Linked DNA regions of Homo sapiens: all the other regions are linked to region 3. Evidence: read pairs that join two places in POLR2A ChIA-PET (ENCODE). Cell type or tissue: PC-9. All regions are shown on one strand. Links, peaks and the distances in the headings refer to the core of each region. The heading gives the core; the rest is flanking DNA.

Region 1 (6,820 bases), core at 1,347-6,346, 310 kb after region 3:
CGGGAGAGAGTGGTGCCTTCCCCTACCTGGGCCTCCGTTCTCCGACCCTGGAGTTGGCCCATGGAGTGGCAAGGAAGCCTTCCCTCTGACACCAGAACTGCCCCATCATGTCATAATTACTGTGGTTGTTGCTTGAGAACTTTCTCTGTGTTAGCCCTTTGCAGAGCACTTTACATATCTTTTAATCTCCCCAGAACCTGAATGACATGACTGTTATCCCCAGTCTATGGAAGGGGAAACAGAGGTCCAGAAGGGTTAAGCATCTTGCCTGAGGTCACACCGTGGTGTGTGACTGTGGTGCTCCAGGTGGAGCAGGCTTCTGGCTGTAGCGCCTGTGACCCCTCATTCCTCCAAAATCTTTGACCGAAGGGGTGTGAGCCAGAGGGTGTCGGAAGGGGTGAATGGGCCCATTTTAAAGGTGAGGAAACTGAGACCCAGGGAACTTCTGCGTCCGCCGAGGCCCCTGTGAGAAGCAGTGAGGGCCTTTCAGGGTGGCCTGCAGAGCTGCCCAGCCCCAGCGCCCATCATGGTCGCGGGCTGGGGTTAGGATGACCCCCTGGTGTGGACTCCTGCTACCGGGCCTGTAGCTGTCTCCACCCACACATACCAGAGGCCAGCACCTCCTTGGTAACATCGCATGCCCGTCCAAGCTCTGGGTGGGGAGCTCTCTAGAGTATGTGAGTATGGGAGGAGGCTCAGCTTGCTACAGGACAGCCCCCAAGAGAGACAAATTGGACCCTCTCCAGGAGCCCCCAGAATGGTGAGGGAGGAGGTCATGACATCAGACAGATGCCACACACTAACCAGCTCATCAGAGGAGTGCGGGAGGGCTTCCTGGAGGAGGGGAGGTTGGAGCAGCACTTGACAGATGGGGCTGGGGAAGGCATTCCAGGCAGAGCACACGATAGGGGCAAAGGCTCAGAGATGTTGGAATGTGGCTTGGGTAGCAGGCCGAGGGGAAGCTGAGAGTGTGCTGGGCCTTGCCTGCAGGCTAAAGACTTGGATGCTGTCATGTGGGCTGCGGGGAGCCAGCAGGGCTTTGGGGAAAGGAGAGACATGGCTGATCTGGTTCCGGAAGGGACCCTGTGGCTGCTGGTCTGTATTGGCCCTGCCAGGTGCTGGCAGGATCCAGGGGCGGAGGCGCTCACCCGGAGCCCCCACTGTGGCTGGACCAGGTAACTCCCGAGGGCCTCTCCAGCTCTGACAGCCATGTGGGGATTGCCATGGAAACCAGCCGGTTCCCGAGTGGGGACAAGCCCAGAAAGTCTCTGAGTGCCAGCCACGTGGACTTGGATCCTCACTGCCCCCCAAGTACAGCCGTTTTCTTCTTTCCAAAGGCCATGTCTGAGCCAGGGCCGAACCAAACAGACCGCCCAGACAGGCATCCAGTGGCAGGGGCCCTGCTCCACCCTGCTCGGCTGATACTCGATGCAGTCAAGATCTGGGGGCCAGCGCCAGCGGGGGCCCTCCCCGCCTAGTCCACCGTCCTTTACCCTGAAACTTGATAAATCATGCGCTGGAGGGGGAGGGAAGCTCGCAGCTCCATTACGAGTCCCGGCAAGGCCCCAGTGGGGCGTTAATCATGTAGCACTTTATGCTCTGATCGGTAAATAATGGGGGGGGGCCCGCAGGCAGAGGCCTTGGAGTGGAGGCCAGGCCCAGGAAAGTGGCCAAACCCCCTTGCCTGTGCCCTTCTCCAGCCTCTGCCCGCTATCTTTGTTTGAGGTGACTGAGCTCTCTAGAAGCAGCCATCACCTTGATGGGCCTCAGTTTCCCCAGCTCAAAACCCAGGGTTTTTCCAGCTCCAAGCGGCTGATTTCCTGGCAACCATTGGTGGCTCCCAGCAGAGCGGCGGGTGGGGAGGCTGTGGTTAAGGGCGGGGATCTGGAGCCCGCAGGCCTGCGCTGGAGGCTTGGATCTAGCCATTCCGGCTGTGTGCCCCTGGGCAAATCACTTCAACTCTCTGTGCCTCAGTTTCCTTTACTGTAAAGCAGCATCAACTCTTTCAGGGTGTGGTGAGGGTTGAATGAGATAATACAGAAAGAGGTCTCAGCACAAAGCAGACTGCACACAGCTGCTTGCTACTGTCACTCTACCGAACTGTTACTATGAGAAAGCTGCCCCTCCCCATCCTGGGGCTGGGCCTCTGAGCTCGGATGTGGGCAGCTGGAGAGAGGGCCCCGTTGTCACCTCTGTGTCCCCAGCTCATGGAATCCAGCCCGGAGATGTTTGCGCAAGGCTCCAAGCAGCCCTGTCTTCTTGGCTGTGTCCACAGCGGTCGTGCGATGACTCTGGGACCAGCGGTAGAGTCCTGCTGCAGAGCACAGCCTGCGGCCAGGCATATGGGCTGGACCCCGAGGAGACCAGGGGCTGGGGAGGAGGGTGTGAGATCGAACCTCCAAGTCCCCCCAGCCCCAGGAGGGAACTGCCAGTGTTCCCTGGAGAGGCAACTATTTCTCGGCTCCTGGCCTGGAGTCCCTTCAGGGGAGGAAGCTGGGAGGGAAACTGTTCCAGGGCTTGGAAAGACTGGCTTCGTGCTCTGCCCCTCCTGCTGGGGGGAGGGAAGCCTTTTCCCTGGGCCAGGGAAGAGCCGCTGGCTGCCCATCCCACACTGTGCTCCTCTGGGACCCAGGGGGAGGGGAGCTGGAAATGGGGCCAGGCCGGGCCGGAATGAGAAACAGCTTCATGAAGGGGGAGCTGGGTGTCTAGGGGCTGCGTCCAGCTAACTAAACAATGGCTGCTTGAGTCAGCGACTGTGGCGGTGGTTCCCAGGCGCCAGGGCAGAGCAGGCCGAGGCCAGAGCTCCCACTACTGTGTCCTTGGTGAGGGCGGTGTAGCCCATCCAGCCTCGGATGCTTTGACTTCAGGAAGCGGTGGAGTGGCTTGTCCCTGTCCTCGGGAGCTCCCGAGCCTCTGCTCCGTGGTCTGCATAGCTAATTGGGAACATTTATTGAGCACCTACAGTGCTTAGCACTGAAGGCTCCTATGAGCTCAGTCCTTCCATAAGCCCTAGGTGGTGGGTGCTATTGCTGTCTTATTTTACAGATGTGGAGTCCGAGGTTCAGAGGGGATGGTGCCTCCCATAGTGAGGTAAGAGCTGTGAGACTTAGGAGTCAGGAGCCTCAGCTTTCTCATCTGTAAAATGGGTACGCAGCAAGAGTGTGTGTGTGTGTGTGTGTGTGTGTGCGTGCGTGCACCCCCAGGGCTGTAAGGTGCCCCCAGTAGCTGTAGTGTCACACAGTAGGTCCTTAATCCAGCCAGGCTTGTGACCTAAGCCTGGGGCTTGTCCTTCCAGGCCATGCCTGTTTGGGGTGGGTGGGCAGATCATGCCCAGTCTGTGTGTTGGCCCTCAGGGCGGCCTGGCTGGCTGGCTTCAGCCCTTCCAGATGGTGTCCAGCTGGTCTGGATAACCTCAAAGCCCTGGAGCTGGGTGACCCGCCTCTTCCAGAGGGGTCAGGGAAACCAAGGCAGGCCTCCCCGAAGGGTCTGCCAGAGCTGCTGTGTCCTTTGCCGTTTGTCTGAAGCCTCTGCTCTTCTCTGTGCCTTGGTTTCTCCAACGTGCTCCTCCAGGCTGCTTTTCCTCTGTGGCTAAGGCCAGGCTTCCTGACCATGGTGCTAGGCCTGGTTGGCCATCTTCTCCCTACAGCCCCTCCAGGAAGCCTCTTGGTCACCCCTGAAGGCGCTGGTATTTACTTTCTCAGCAGCAGGTGGTCTCCTCCCTGGCATGGGGGCTGCTGCCAGAGGCCACCCAGGACCGAGTCCGTCCTGCCCCCTCCCAGGGCTGGCACACAGTGTGCCCATGGCTCATTCCTTGCCTCAGTTTACTCTCAGCAGAGGTGTCAGCTTGCACAGTGTTCTGAGAGGCAGTGCATGCTGAAGTGGAAGGAGCTGGGGTCTGGGAGTCACAGGTGTGGCTTCATACCCTGGCCTGGCTGTGTGCGGCTGGGCTGCTGGACTGAGACTGGACACAGTCCACAGGCCACCACTGAGCCCGTGCCACATGGGCTCCACTCAGGGGAGCCCAGGAGGACTGGCCCTACCTACCTGGGCTGTCCAAGCTGAGGGAGGAGTTGGCGGGGACGGGGGCTGAGAGAGGCCACAGAGGTCAGGGCCAGATTGAGTGGGGCTTCAAGGGCCCAGGAGCAAAGTTTGGGTTTGTGTTGACAGCACTAGGGAACCATGGGAAGCTGTTGAGCTGCACAGGAGATGTGACCTGCTTTGCGGGGTTTTTTTTTTTTACAAAATAAACTTTTTACTTTGGAATAATTTTAGATTTTCAGGAAAGTTACAAAGATAGTACAGACAGTTCCTGTATACCCGTCCCCTAGTTTCTCCCATTGCTAACATCTTACCGTTACCGTGGTACATTTGTCAAAACTAAGAAGCCAACATTTGTTCTTTACTCCCAACTAAACTCCAGACTGCACTCCACAAACGTCTGCTTTCTTTTCCAGGAGCCCATGTTGCATTAAGCGCTTTGCAGTTTTAAAAGCTCTCTTTGGCTCCCGTGAAGGATGAATGGGAAGGAGCCCAGCTTTGGGAGGAGCTGGGGGGTCCAGACAGCCCAGTCCCCGGCCAGGATGTAGTGAGCTGCGGTCACCTTGCAGTTTTTTTATTTTTATTTTTTCGAGACAGGGTCTCTGTCACCCAGACTGGAGTGCGGTGGTGAAATTATAGCTCACTGCAGCCTTGACCTCCAGGCTTCAGGCGATCCTTCCACGTCCACCTCCCAAAGCGCTGGGATTACAGGCGTGAGCCATGGTGCGAACGGCCCACCCTGCAGTCTTAATACCCCAAAGTGATCATGTGCTTTCAGCTCTGTGGCAAATTTCAGCTCTGTGGCAAGGAAACCTGACTTTCCCAGGATCATAAACAATCAAACACTTCAGGCAGGAAGGTGCCCTCACTTCTCAAGTGCAAAGCCTCCGCAGCCGGTGTGGTAGCCATGCAGTCTGTACCTGTGACGGAACCGCTGGATTTTGCAACCTGCCGCAGCGCCCACTGTTAATGCCGCATCCTTTTCATAGTGCCACCTGCGGTGGGTCTGCGGCAGGATGTGAGGCCTGAGAAGCCGGGCTCTTGAAGCGCTCCTTCCAACTGGCTTCCTGGGGAGAGAAAGTCAACACAATTACAGCTGGTAGTAAAATCAATATGTCAGAGTTTTAATGGGAGAGTGGGCAGAGCTGAGCTTTGGCCCCAGGAGGGAGCCAGCTGGAGGGGGAGGGGGCATCCTGCTCTCAAAACGGGGCCGAAACCAGCGGCGGTTGCTCATCCCATGTGAGAGAGGGATAAAGTGAGGTTTTTACAGGAACTGAAGCTAGCAGCCAGTGTTGCCTGGGCCTGAATACCCGCCTCCCTTTGTTGCCACACGCAGAGTAGGCATACGTTTCCCTCAGTTCTCCAGCACCCAGCATGGCCGTGTTGCTCTCAGTCACTCGACTTAGAGAGAAAGCAGCTGACCACAGTCGTTCACACTTTAGTCAAAATTAGGTTCCTTTCTTTTGTAAACATTCCCTCCAGAGCACAGGCTCCATGCTGGAGAACGTCATGCATGTGCTGCCATGGGAAATGTGTGACCAGCACAGTGCCATCACAGGAGTTGGGGGGCTGAGCCACATCTTGAAAACTTGCCGTCTGGGCATGCCTGGAGAGGGAACAGCATGGGTCCAGACACCGGGGGCGCTGAAGTGCCAAGGGGAGTACGAATGCCTCAGAGGCATGGGATGGGCATTGGCTGCTGAAGGGACATTTACAATGGTACAAGAGCCCCGGGTATGAGGTGTGGGCACATTCCAGGACCTGTGGAGACTGATGTGGTGGGCGCAGCGGGTGGGGCAGAGGGAGGAGGGAGACTGGAGGCCTGGGAGCTGGCAGGAGCTGGGGCACGAAGGCCTTGAATGCGAGGCTGGACTGCTGGGGCTTGATCCCGAGGACAGCCAGGAGCTGGGTTGTAGGTAGGGAGGGTCTGACCAGCTTTGTGTGAGAGAAAGATGGCCCTGTGACTTGGAGGGCGCTGCGGGGATAGCCGAGCCTTCCCTGCTCTCAGGAGAACTTGAGTTTTGAAAGACTCATGCTCATTAGCCTTTAAGGAGGACGGTGCTGGGGTCAGGGGGTATTTTGGGCCTGTGAGGCTAACTGTCCCTGGAGACCAAGTTCAGCCGAGGCCAGCATGCTCAGGACGTCTAGTCCCCGAGTCCCGTGTCCCCCTCCCCCAGCCTGCATCCCCCTCCCCCAGCAGGGGCGGCACTTCCCGCCACGCTGGGCTTCCGTGTTTGAGCCGGTTTGCCTTGTGATTTCCCCTGGCAGCTGGGGAATCAGCTTCCCCCTCGGAACACAGATCATTCGGAGCAGCCGACGGCTTACTTCTTTAAAAAAATTTTTTAAAATTTTATTTTAGGATAAGGGGAAAAAACGCTGGGGGAAAGGCCTTTTAGAAAATTCCTTCGGTGCAGAATTAATGGCTTGTGAAAGTCAGCGCGGGGTGGGGGAGGGGGGAGCGGGCTCCCAGCGAGCTCCCCTCCCTCCTGCTCCCCTCCTCCCTGCTGCCCTAGCCCACAGATCACCCCGAGCTGGGCGCCTGGTCCGCCTTTTCCCAGGACCCCACCCTGGCTGGATGTCAGGGTATGCCCAAAGGTGTCATCTGGGGCCTCCCAGGTGTCCCCTTCCAGAACTTATGTTCCCTTGGTGGGAGGGATTCACAATTTTAATTTTAAACAACTTATTTTTAAATGATGCAAGTAATTCATATTCAGTGAAAAAAGTTACTTAGTTACCTAGCCCCTAGGAAAATCATCCCTCGCAGTGGTGAGGATCCCACCTC
Region 2 (6,820 bases), core at 591-5,590, 170 kb after region 3:
ACCACTAGCAATATATGAGGGTTTCAATTTCTGCACATTCTTACCAATTGTTATTATTATCTGTCTTTATAGCCATCCTAGTGGGTATGAAGTAGTATCACATTTTTATTTACACTTCCTTGGTGGTTAATGATGAGCTGAGCATCTTTTTATGTGCTTATTGGCCATTTGTAATCATCTTGGAAGAACTGTCTGTTCAGGTCCTCTGTCCATTTTGTAATTGGATTGTCTTTTCAATTTTGACTTATAATTTTTTATATATTCTGTGTACAAGTTCCTTATCAGATGTATGATTTGCAAGATTCTTTCCTCTGTGGTTTTTATCTTTTCACTTTGTTAATGGTGTCCTTTGAAGCATAACAGTTTTTAATTTTGATCATATCTATTTTTTTTCTTTTGTTGTTTATGTTTTTGGTGTCATATCTGAGAAACCACTGCCTATCCTAAATCAAGGACCAGGAAAAAAACACAAACAGACTCATTGACTATTCAAGGTCACAAAGATTTACATCCATGTTTTCTTACGAGAGTTTTAGATTTAGGTCTTTCATCCAAAAGATCAAGACTATTCATCTTTTCCCTGTGAGTTATCTTGACAGAGGAAATGATTCTTCAGCATTGTCTTTAAAGGAGGAATTTAAATAGCAGAAATGATAGCATTCCAGTCTGGTTTCTAGATAAATTATGTGAATTATATGAGATTAAGATAAGATATTTGAATCAGAGAGGTGTTTGCCTGTGTTGTATATAAGTAAGAGTTAAAATACGGAATTAGAGAATGAAGTTGTAGTGGTAGAAGTCTGTTAAGATATAACTGATGATCTCAACCTCTTCTGTTTAATAAGTTGTGGAATCTTCAGTGATTATAATAAGTGTGTGGAGAAATGGAGACAAGTTTAAGTATATGAGAGCTGCTCTAAATTTATAAGATAAAGCCAACAGAAAGCAGTTAAAGCAGAGATCGAGCATAAAAAATGTAATTTATAATTTTATTTCCTTCAAATAAATATAGCAGCACAGAATTAGAGACAATTAACTCAGTGGCAAAGTAGTAGAAAGATTGTTAGTGAAGAGTCAGAAGTCCTTAGTTCTAATTATAATCTATATTAGGTGTGTGACCTTGAATAAATCATGGCCTTCTGAATGGTAGCTTGCCTTTACTGAGGCTCTAACATATGCAGGACTTTTGCAAGCCTCAATCTTCTCTTTTATAAAATGGAGATAATGTCAAATTACTTTGGAAACTTTTTAAACAGCCATACAGGTAGAAGGGATTATTATATTTGAAATTTGGAAATTATTCAGTGCAGTACTACTAGTAGCAGCTGATAGTACATGTGTCTTTATTCAAAACAATTATGTAAGGGATGCTGTATCCTCCTTTTGATGATGAAGAAACCAGTTTTCAGTAATTATGAAAGTTATACTGTCATAGTCAACACAGCAGTGATTCTAATCCAGTTCTTCCTGATTTCTTTATATCACCATGATTTTTGCTTGAAAGATAATAGATCCTGGTGGGTGGGTATGGAAAGGGAATAGGATACTAGCAATGAGACTAAAATTATTAGACATATTAGACATATGAAAGCTTAAGGTATAATTCCAAAGGGGCAATGAGTCCTGAGATTGGTGATCTCAGATGTGAAGTGGAAGAGTGCCATATGTTAATAAGGTTAAAGGTATATGCTATCTGATTAACTTATAAGTACCAGAACTAGATGTTGTAAAGCCCAGTCAAATAATAGTTTATCTGTACGTGTGCTAGAATCTTTGAAATTTTTGTTCAGGAGTCAAAGAAAGAAGACCAGTGAGGTAATGAAGTCACAATGGGGAACAGTGGTAAGTACAAGAGGCCAAAATAAATTACAGCTTGTAGAGATAGGTAGACTTTGCTTTGAACTATGAAAAAATCATTTCTTAGAATTGGTTCTCATATTTATACTCTTCTCACCCCACCGATAAAGGGCCTGTGGTTACTTTCCCAATGTCATGGAACTAAGCATCTCTTGAGTACTTTATAGCTCTGATCTCAGCTTTTTGCATACTTCTCACCCTTCCCGTGGTTGAGTTGAGAACTCCCATGAGTTAGGAAACATTATTTGGGAATATATTAAGAGTCATACCAGAAAGGAAGTACAGAAAAGAGCAGAACAATTTTTATTCCTTGATTTATCCTATGCCATTGCCTTTTTAATGACGAGTACAAAGTTTAAGCTTTACTTGTGCTACTAAGTTATCAAGCAGTGGACATGCTTCTCTTGGATAGAACTGAGGTGTGGAGATGTCATCAGCTGGCACAGGGGAAGCAAAGAACTTTGAACTCTAATTCTGACTAGCAGACTTGCAATTTCTGCATAGAAATTCATAGTGATTGGTATCTAGGAGAATACATCTGAGATGGAAGTATGGAACAGGAAAGGTAACTAGTATATATTGGGCCCAGGCTCCATGCAAGGCAGTCTGAAACACGTGCAGACTAGGACGTCTTCAGAGATTGCAAAGACCTGAGCTGTTCTCACTTACACCGCTCTGTTTCTCTGAAATGGCAGGACTGGGATTCAGAAGGAACAATTGAGTTGAGAAACATTATTTGAGAGAAAACTAATGCTGTATGCTAACCTTGCACGTAAGTGCTTGTGTGCTTAATAAATGACGAGGAATAGCAAAAGAGGGAACCAAAAGTAAGAATCTTAAATCTAGTTTACCCTTTTCCTATGTAGTATTTAAGATCAGGGAATCTGAAATCAGACTCCTCAGGTTTTCGCAATATTTCTTTCTTCCATTAACTTATGCAACAGGACATTGAACCTGTTTGGTGTAAAGGAAACTAATAGTGGGGAAAAAAATTTTTAGGCTGTTTTACTTGGAGATTATATGCTAATTGCCAGACTGCTTGCCAGTGAGTTCAGTCTTCTGTGCTGACCAACTTGTGACAAAAATGGAGATTAGATACTTAATATTTGGTAATAATATGCTAAGGGACCTGTTCCTTACTAGACTATCTCTCTTCCAGTATCAAGTCAGGTTACCAGAAAGCTACAGACTTAAACTGTGTTCCTTCAGCTCATGTAGAAACTCATTCACTGAACTATGATCTTATAAGCCCTTGGTTATTGTTGTAGATGGTTATAAGAATCATCTGTGGGCCAGGCGCAGTGGCTCACGCAATCTCAGCACTTTGGGAGGCCGAGGCGGGTGGATCACTTGAGGTCAGGAGTTTGAGACAGCCTGGCCAACATGGTAGAATTCCGTCTCTACTGAAAATACAAAAATTAGCCAGGTGTGTTGGTGCATGCCTGTAATCCCAGCTAGTCAGGAGGCTGAGGCATGAGAATTTCTTGAATCTGGGAGGCAGAGGCTGCAGTGAGCCCAGATGGTGCCACTGCACTCCAGCCTGGGAGACAGAGTGAGATTCTGTCTCAAAAAAAGAATCATCTGTGAAGGATATCTTTTAATCTTTAAAAAAGATAATTCTTAAAGATTTTAGTTAGGCTGGGCATGGTGGCTCCTGCCTTTAATCCCAGCAGTTTGGGAGACCAAGGTAGGTGTGTCTCTTGAGCCCAGGAGTTTGAGACCAGCCTGGGCAACATGGCAAAACCCCATCTCTACAAAAAATACAAAAATTAGCTGGGCGTGGTGGCGCGTGCCTGTAGTCCCAGGTAGTCAGGAGGCTGAGGTGGGAGGATCACTTACCCAGGTGGCGGAGGTTGCTGGGAGCTGAGATTTCACCATTGCACTCCAGGCTGGGTGACAGAGTGAGACCCTGTCTCAAACAAAAACAAAAAAAAGATTTTAATTATTAGTTCTTCTTATATAAAAGTCCATGTGTAAATTTCTCCTCCAGTTAAGTGGAGATAAATTCTATTCTTAAACACTTTTTTTAATCGCCAATGAAAAAAATTACAATGAAACCACGCTATCTCCATTTTTGCTTTGGTTGCTAGAAAACTCAAAAGTGTTCACTTGCAGTAGCTAGCCTTGGTTTATGTTTCTAGTTCAATTGTCTGCTTCCCTGTCTCCTATTATAACTTTTATTCTTTAATTGTAGTTTTTATTGAAACAGTAGTTGTTATTAAAAGTTTTTTAAAAACAAATAAATTTTACAAGTCATTTTAAATTCCTGTTTGGAAGTAAAGTAGGTTATGGATTAGTAACTGGTACTGCAACAGAATTGTGTAATATATGAAGATCTATTCCAGGAATACTGCTTCCTAATTAACGTGACGCCTGAGTAGAGTGCCTTTTGAAACATACAGTGTTAGAACTGAAAAGCCAAAAGTGAAAATTGAAAGCTCTCTTTCTTTTTTCTTCTTCTCTTTTTTTTTTTTTTTTTGTTTAGGCGGAGTCTCACTCTGTTGCCCAGGCCGGAGTACAATGGCACAATCTCGGCTCACTGCAACCTCTGCCTCCCAGGTTCAAGTGATTACCCTGCCTCAGCTTCCTGAGTAGCTGGGGTTACAGGTGCCCACCACCACGCTTGGCTAATTTTTGTATTTTTAGTAGAGATGGGGTTTTGCCGTGTTGGCCAGGCTGGTCTTGAACTCCTGATCTCAGGTGGTCTGCCCACGTCAGCCTCCCAAAGTGCTGGGATTACAGGCGTGAAACACTGCGCCTGGCTGAGCTCTCTTTCTTTTAAGAAAGAAGTATAGTTCTGGAGTTTATATATATTATTTCTGCCCTAAGACATGTGACTCATAGGCCAATGGTTTCTAGCCTGTGCACTTAGATCCTTGGTTACAGTGGAACTATTTTAAGTGGTCAACTTTTTAATATCATTGAATATTAGATGATATCAAGAAATTATGGTAAATTTAGTAGGTGTGAGAATGGCATTGTAGTTATTTAGGAGAATGGCTTTAAATTTTGGAGATATGTGCTGAAGTATTTTGGGGTGTGTGTCTTAGTTTGTAGGGCTACTATAACAAAATGCGCTAGACTGGGTAGTTTAAAAACAACAGAAATTTATTTCTCACAGTTCTGGAAACTGGGAAGTCCAAGTTCAAGGTGCCAGCAGATTTGGTGTCTGGTGAAGGCCTATTTCTCATAGATAGATGTCACCTTCTTGCTGCATCATCACATGGTGAAAGGGGCAAGAGAATTCCGTCAAGCCTCTTTTTTTTTTTTTCTGAGATGGAGGCTTGCTGTGTTGCCCAGGCTGGAGTGCAGCGGCGTGATCTCGGCTCACTACAACCTCCGCTTCCTGGGTTCAAGCAATTCTCTGTTTCAGTCTCCTGAGTAGCTGCGATTACAGGTGTGTGCCACCACGCCCAGCTAATCTTTGTATTTTTTTCGTAGAGATGGGGTTTTGCCATGTTGGCCAGACCAGACTGGTCTCTGGTCTTGAACTCCTGACCTCAGGTGATTCGCCCACCTCAGCCTCCCAAAGTGCTGGGATTACAGGTGTGAGCCACCACGCCCGGCCCCCCTCTAGCCTCTTTTATAAGGCAGCAGTCACATTCATGAGGGTGAAGCCCTTATGACTTAATCACTTTCCAAAAGCCCCACCTTTTAACACTATCACATTGGGTATTAGGTTCCAACATATGAATTTTGGGGAGACATGCAGATCATAGCAGTGTGGAGGATCATATGTAATTTACTTTAAGTGGTTTAGGTTTGCATATGTGTGAAAGTGAAGCAAATATGGCAAAAGGTTAACAGTTGTTGAGTATGGGTGGTAGGTATATGGCTGTTTATTATAACATCTTTTCTGGTTTTTTTTCCAGTATATTTGAAATTTTTTATAATTAAAAGTTAGAGAAAGGGTACTCATACTTGAATAATTGCGGCCGGGCGCAGTGGCTCACGCTTGTAATCCCAGCACTTTGGGAGGCTGAGCCAGGTGGATCATGAGGTCAGGAGTTCGAGACCAGCCTGACCAACACAGTGAAACCCTGTCTCTACTAAAATTACAAAAATTAGCTGGGCGTGGTGGCGGGCGCCTGTGATCCCAGCTACTCAGGAGGCTGAGACAGGAGAATCACTTGAACCTGGGAGGTGGGGGTGGCAGTGAGCCGAGATTGTGCCATTGCATTCCAGCCTGGGCAGCAGAGCTAGACTCCATCTCAAAAAAAAAAAAAAAGAAAAGAAAATAATAATTGTCATTACTAGTCCAGCCTTCATTTTTTTAAAGGAGAAGTTTCATCACAATTATTAAATGGCCTAGACTTGTTTTTGCCTAACATTGTACAACTAACATAAAGGGATAAGTAACTAAAGTATTAAACAATTGTGTGATAAAATTATTGCCACAGTTTTCACTATCCTGAGTGACTCTACAGTGTAGCATTCTGGCAGGCTCTGCACGGGATACAGGTATGTCCTGCCAGTTGCAGATGCAGATGAGTCAGTAGAATTGATAGTTTGGCATTTGTGCCAGTAGATACCAAGTGAACATGGTGATCACTTGCTCATCCTCCTCACAATCCCTGCACGAGATCCACAGCCTTAACTCAGGTGACCCAGCAGATTTTTGGGTCATTTGTAAGATCAAAAAAACAAATTCTCTACTTTCTTACCCAGCAAGTCATATGAGAGCCAGAAGAGGGTATAGAATGAGTAAAACTCCCCTTTCTACTCTGGCCAAAGTACATTACTTAAGGTCTACAGATAAGAGCAGGTCTTTCGGCTCTACTCCATGTAGACTTTTCTTTCTCTGATGTTCCAGGAGTCCCCCCAGAAGGTCAGCAGGCTTCTACCATGTTCGCAGCTTTGAACGAAATCACTGCCAGGCTGCAAGATGTGCCAAATAACCTGCTGTACTGTATTGTAGCAGATGATGGTGGGGAAAGCAAGAGAGCTCATAGAGGCTGCTCCT
Region 3 (6,820 bases), core at 728-5,727:
GTGTAACCACCACCCAGATCAAGACACAAAACATTTCCAGCACCCAAGAAGACTACTGTGTACTTCCCAGTCAGTGTGCTTGCCCCCGCCCACTACTGTTCTAGCCTACCTCTGTCATCATAGGCTAGTTTTGCCTATCCTTGAACTTCATGTAATGGAAATGCACAGTGTGTGCTGTTTTGTGTCCAGCTTCTTCTACTCAGCACAATATTGGGGATGCCTAATCTGTAATACTGGCCCCTATACTCTTCATCTTCATGCTGCTCCTGGAATGATAGCTAGCATTTGTTAGGTATCTGGCACTGTTCAAGATCTTTACATTATATATTCATTTGCTCCTCATAGTACACCTATGAGGTAAGCACAAACGAAGACACTGGGGCACAAAGAGGTGAGGGAATTTGCCCAAGACACAGATCTGAAGTGGCATAATTAGGATGGGAAGGCAGGCCATCCACCTCCAGTCCATGCTCACACCTAACAGCTAGGGGATCTCATATGCACTTTAAGGACTGAGAGAGACTCTCCAGGTAGAGCTGAGTTTTTGGAGGGTCAAATGGGAAAACAGAAGTAAAAATGTACTAAAAAGAGAAAAGAGTTATACAAATATAAGTCAGGATTATACTTCATTTAATATGACTAGGACCACCATTCACTCATTTGTAAATCTTAATAAATATTAATTAAATAAATATTTAATTAATATTTATCAATATTTATTGATTTAATTAATATTTAATTTAATATTTATTAATTTAATTAATATTTATTGAGCTCCTAAAGATACATGGAGGTCAGTGGGTTCAGAATGACAGAGACAAAGTCCCTGCACTGGTGGAGCTTACAGTCCAGAGAGGAAGGCAGAAATGTAAGGGGAAGTTATGGGTATGTTGAGCTAAGAGGAAATTCAGAGTGTTTTGAGAGAATGTCATAAGAGCAGCTGACTTTGTGGGGTCAGGGAAGGCCACCCTGAGGAAATGACATTCAAGCTGAGACCTGAACCATTTAAGCCAACTCTGTTGGAGAGGAAGGAGTATCAGGAACAGGGAATAGCATAAGCAAAGGCCCTGAAGTAAGAAAAACTAGCACAATCATTAGAAATTTTAAGTCATATCACTTCTTGGCCTTTTGGCTAAGATGAAGTGTCGAAATTTTTTTTTTTTTTTTTTTTTGAGATGGAGTTTGTGGCCCAGGCTGGAGTGCAGTGGCATGATCTCTGCTCACTGCAACCTCCGCCTCCCAGGTTCAAGCGATTCTCGTGCCTCAGCATCCCAAGTAGCTGGGATTACAGGTGCAAACCACCACACCTGGCTAATTTTTCTATTTTTAGTAGAGGCAGGGTTTTACCATGTCGGTCAGGCTGGTCTTGAACTCCTGACCTCAAGTGATATGCCCATCCCGGCCTCCCAAAGTGCTGGGATTACAGGCATGAGCCACTGGGCCCAGCCGAGAAATTCAAAGTCACTAGTATATGATAGTTTTCTATACAACAGTTGTTTGTCTTACTTTCATGGAAATAAAATTCTTTATGGCAGTTTCAATGCTTCCTTGCTCCCACATATGATGATTACTAGATGTAACAGTCTTTTTTGGTCACTCTAGACCTTAATTCGTTTCTACTAACTTTTATTTGGTGAAGCTACATTCTTTCCTGGTTACCCATATTAGCAAAGTGAAATACACACTGAGAGACACAAAGTATTTGGAAATGTGATAAATTATTGCTGCAGGCCTGCTGCAGTGGCTCACACCTATAATCCCAGCATTTTGGAAGGTTGAGGCAGGAGGATTGCTTGAGTCCAGGAGTTTGAGACCAGCCTGGGCAACATAGTAAGACTCTGTCTCTATGAAAATAAATAAATAGGGTGGGCGCGGTGGCTCACGCATGTAATCCCAGCACTTTGGGAGGCCGAGATGGGCGGATCACGAGGTCAGGAGATTGAGACCATCCTGTCTAACGTGGTGAAACTCCGTCTCTACTAAAAATACAAAAAAAAAAAAAATTTAGCCGGGCGTGGTGGCGGGCGCCTGTAGTCCCAGCTACTCAGGAGGCTGAGGCAGGAGAATGGTGTGAACCCAGGAGGTGCAGGTTGCAGTGAGCCGAGATGGCGCCACTGCACTCCAGCCTGGGTGACAGAGAGAGACTCTGTCTCAAAAAAATAAATAAATAAATAAATAAATAAATAAATATACAATTATTGCTGCAAAGACATTGCAATACTTCAGCAGAAGTTACTCCAGATCTTAACAAACAACGTTTTTAGTTTCTCTCTGTTCATTTCCCATCAATATCATCATTAACTGAAATTAGTCAATTTCAGTTATAAATTTTTAATAGCTGTTGAAGTTCATATTTCCTGTAATTCTTCAAGTTACATATGTCATCTAGTCCAGTGATTTTCAAACTGTGATATGCAAATGAATTGCCTGGGGGTCATGTCAAAATGAAGACTCTGACTGAGCTGATCTGGAGTGGGGCTGAGATTCTGCACACCTAAAGAGCTCCCAGGTGATGCTGATGCTGCTGTTCCAGGAGCACATTTTAAATAGTAAGGATCTTGATTAGAAGACTGAAAAGGGCATTATTTTCTTTCAGTATTGTAAACTTTTATTTTTAGGGTGATATTGCACTTTCTGGCCAGGCGCGGTGGCTCACGCCTGTAATCCCAGCACTTTGTGAGGCCAAGGCAGGCGGATCACCTGAGGTCGGGAGTTTGAGACCATCCTGGCTAACATGGTGAAACCCCATCTCTACTAAAAGCACAAAAATTAGCTGGGCGTGGTGGTGGGCCCCTGCAGTCCCAGCGACTCGGGAGGCTGAGGCAGGAGAATTGCTTGAATCTGGGAGGTGGAGGTTGCAGTGAGCCGAGATCACACCACTGTACTCCAGCCTGGGTGACAGAGAGAGACTCCATCCAAAAAAAAAAAAGAAAAAGAAAAAACAATGACATTGCAGTTTCCAATGTAGAATAAAAAAGAAATTGATTTTAAAATTTAGTTTTGGAACATAGATGGGCTGAGGGATTTGCAATTGAAATCCCCTTTTTCTAATATTCTCTATGCAGGAGAAATTGAAAGGAATGTCAAGAGACTCTGCAATTTATTTTAAACTCAGTAATCTATCTTTTTGTAAGCATTATCACTTAGCTTTCCTTTGAAGAATTTCTTAGGCCAGGCGCAATGGCTCATGCCTGTAGTCCCAGCACTTTTAGGAGGACAAGGCAGGAGGATTGCTTGAGGCCAAGAGCTTGAGATCTTGTCCCCAAAAATATATATTTTTTAAGAAAGGTAAAAAATGAATTTCTTAATCCCTCTGAGGTTTTTGAGAGCATTATGTACATTAAAATTTTTTGACATTGCATTTTGATTTTTCTCTGTCATTTTGTTTAAACCATCAGTTTTACTTAAAGCATCATACCAGGTCAGTACTTAGCTAATAAATTTAGACATATGTTTGAAAGTAGAACTTTTGCTGGTATTTTAGAATGTGTATTCTTTATTAACCATCATCACAAAAAAGAGCATTGCATGCTGTTTGTAATTGTGTTTTTACTGGTGAGACACAGTAGAGACAGAGCCTGGCTTTGGTTCACCCCCATTAGAGCATTCCCACACATCACAAAACCCACACCATTACCTCGCTGCTAATAGTCTTTTTACTTAAAGAATTCCAGGAACTGGCTTTAGGAGCTAACCAAGGTTGCAGAGTGTCCCACCTCAGAAAGGAATGCTGCTGGACAATTGATTTATAGTCTTGTTGTCACAGGCCAGACTACCAGGTGGCCCATTACTCAAGATAACCATCACAACTGGATATGCTGACCTGCTACCCTACCCCTCACATTGTTTGCCTTGCCCAGCCTGTGTACACTCTACTTCTGATGTCAGTTCTGTACTTTGCCTAATAAAAAAGTCCTACCTGTTCTTTTATAGGTGGAGTCTGTCAGGGAATACTCTCTCTCTCTCTCTCTCTGTCTCTCTCTATCTCTCTTTCTCTCTCGTTCTGCCTCCCTTATGGCTGGACAAAAGCTCCAGTGAAGCTTTGAGAAAACTCTTTTGGCCTCATGTCAATGTTCTATTGCATTGAGAGCCCAAGAACCCATGGTCAGTTGACACGGGCATGGCAGTCTCAACTCGATTTTCCTGTCACACGTTTAACAGTGGTTTCAAATTTATATCCAGTGTGTTTTCAATATACCCAAACATTTAACTGAAGCTTTTGGTAGATGTATAGTTCTTTTTTTTTTTCTTTCTTTCCCCAAGATGGAGTCTGCTCTGTTGCTCAGGCTGGAGTGTTGCAGTGAGCTGAGATCGTGCCACTTCACTCCAACCTGAGCAACAGAGCAAGATCCTGTCTCAAAAAAAAAAAAAAAAAAAAGCAAGCAAGCAAGCAAGCAAGCTTTAAGGTGGGCATAGTGGTATGTGTCTGTAATCCCAACTACTCAGGAGGCTGAGGAAGGAAGATTGCTTGAGGACAGGGGTTCAAGACCAGCCCAGGCAACATGGTTAGATCTCCCCCTCATCTCAAATAATAATAATGATGCTTTAGAAAAGGAATATAGAATGATACAGAATATACCATTCTATATTTTATGGTGTATATATACATATATATATTTTTTATTCAAGGATTTCCTATTGCACCATGTTGTCATATTTCTAGCTTCTTGAATTATTTTTGTCTGGTTCAGTTTTTGTAAGTAGTTTACTAAAATTTAAAAATAATCTTTCTCCAGTTGTGACAAAAATCTCCCAAAAATGTTCACATATAGAAGTATTTGAGTTTAGAAAATCACAACTCTAACCATAATCATCTGCACTATATGCCTCGCATCAGGTAATGTGTCTAAAATAATAAGTAACATTTAGCATTTCTGACCTTATCCCAAAGTATTTTAATAGTATCTGTTAATGTTTTAATTAATGGGTTTTGTATTGCATCTCCTGGATAACAAAGTAGAGTAGATTTTTGGTGATAACATTTGATTTCTGATAAATATTCTGCATTGATATTACCAAATGTTGCCAAATTAATATTCTGATTTTTATACTGCTGAGACTAGCTCAGTCGTGGAGACCCTAACCCAGCAGCACTAGAGGAATTAAAGAAACACACACACACACACACACACACACACACACACAGAACTATAGAGTGTGGAGTGGGAAATCCAGGGGGCTGACAGCCTTCAGATCTGAGAGCCCCAAACAGAGTTTAACCCACATATTTACTGACAGCAAGCCAGTGATAACCATTGTTTCTATAGATTACAGATTAACTAAAAGCATTCCTTACAGGAAACAAAGGGATGGGCCAAAACAAAAGGATGGGTTGGGCTAGTTATCTGCAGCAGGAACATGTCCTTAATGCATAGATCACTCATGCTATTGTCTGTGGCTTAGGAACGCCTTAAGCAGTTTTCTGCCCTGGGTGGGCCAGGTGTTCCTTGCCCTCATTACAGTAAACCCACAACCTTCAGGGTGGGTGTCATAGCCATCACGAACATGTCACAGTGCTGCAGAGATTTTGTTTATGGTCAGTTTTGGGGCCAGTTTATGGCCAGATTTGGGGGCCTGTTCCCAACATGTTCCCCCTTTTTGTTTTTGCAAGATGATAAATGCAAAGGTGGCTTTATCATGGTGAGCTACTTCTTGCAGGAGTCGGGAGCTGCAGACTATACAAAGACAAACAACACAGATTAAAAGCACCATCATCATTGAAATCACAGAGCTTCCAAGTGTTTTTATCTATTTTAATGGGTTACTACCTGCTAATCTGTCTACACTCCTTCAAGCACTCCTATTTCTGGCATTAAGGTCAGGTGTGCCTGGGATGCTTTAAATATTTGTTCTTTTAATTTTGCAATATCCAAAGACAAGTTTGTAGAGTGTCCTTCTAGATGCTTTTTTACTCTCTCCCAAATTTTGATCTTATTAAGAGCCATTAATAGTTTCCACAAATCCTTATGTTAAGCTCCTAGAGCGGGCCATATCATTTGAGGTTGAGGTGCCACTATACCACCATGTTTTCAAATAATAGGAACTCTTGCCATACTTCTTACCATTTCTACCATTTGACCATTTTGTTCAGACCAGCTGAACATAGTGTGGCTGTGGCACACAGACTGACAGGTGCAATTCAAGCTAAACATCCCCTTAGGGGACCAATCAATAATGATTCCACGGGAATTGTTGCACAGCACCTCTGCCTGTTTTGCAATGCAATCTTCCCAAACAAATACATTCATTATTTCTAGCCAGGTCCAATTCTGTTTACAAATAGGTTTTTGAGGGCAGTATACCTCAATTACAGGAGCAGATTTATTATGGTAAATACGGAGACCAGAAAGCATGTGTAACTGTGTCATAGAGTGATTACATCCAGGCATTATTGCCAGCCAAGATTGATAAATACGCCCAATAAGTATAATTGTCCTCTGTGCCAGCCCTTGTTGAAGGAATACTCATGGCAATGGTGATCACCACTATCATAGCTATCATTAAATTACTCATTGTGACTGGTTGTCCCACTTTCCTTAGGTTTTCTTCTGCCATCTGTGACAGCTTCTTGATCTGTCCCCAGGTAGGTGGCTGCGTTCGATGGGTGTTGCTCGTGACAGTTGGGGTCCCCCTCAGCGTCAGTCTCAACATGGCTGCAACCAGGGGATCCTCGGGATCCTCCCAGAATCTATTCCTCAGCATCAGGCTCATGATAAGGTTTCAGGTGCCTCGATGATATCCAAATTGGCAGTTGATTTGGTCCTGGAGAAACACAAGGATAACCTCTACCCCAAGTTATTATTCTACCCATTTCCCAACT

The links. Peaks named below come from ENCODE experiments on the same cell type or tissue, not always from the same donor. Only the 100,000 strongest peaks of a DNase experiment are listed, where the experiment ranks them.
Region 1: POLR2A ChIA-PET joins it to region 3 with 7 read pairs; 6 of 35 experiments call an interaction of 5 or more read pairs at or near these places.
Region 2: POLR2A ChIA-PET joins it to region 3 with 7 read pairs; 2 of 35 experiments call an interaction of 5 or more read pairs at or near these places.

The regions. Positions count from the first base shown.
Region 1 is chr3:129,592,288-129,599,107 of GRCh38, reverse strand. The region is part of intron 1 of PLXND1 (plexin D1); the gene reads left to right. Among named protein-coding and RNA genes, the nearest start is that of PLXND1, 11 kb to the left of the region's middle. RefSeq lists an enhancer at 2,159-2,890. In PC-9, for the core only: no CTCF peak of the experiment used is centred there; no DNase peak of the experiment used is centred there.
Region 2 is chr3:129,735,790-129,742,609 of GRCh38, reverse strand. The region is part of intron 4 of TMCC1 (transmembrane and coiled-coil domain family 1); the gene reads left to right. Among named protein-coding and RNA genes, the nearest start is that of PLXND1, 130 kb to the right of the region's middle. In PC-9, for the core only: no CTCF peak of the experiment used is centred there; no DNase peak of the experiment used is centred there; H3K27ac peaks cover 1,732 bases.
Region 3 is chr3:129,905,569-129,912,388 of GRCh38, reverse strand. It overlaps TMCC1-DT (TMCC1 divergent transcript), which reads right to left. Exons shown (of 3, transcript NR_037893.1): 3 at 3,477-6,762. Among named protein-coding and RNA genes, the nearest start is that of TMCC1-DT, 15 kb to the right of the region's middle. RefSeq lists silencers at 5,296-5,496, 5,606-5,806. In PC-9, for the core only: no CTCF peak of the experiment used is centred there; a DNase peak (open chromatin) is centred at 3,808; H3K4me3 peaks cover 516 bases; H3K27ac peaks cover 1,578 bases.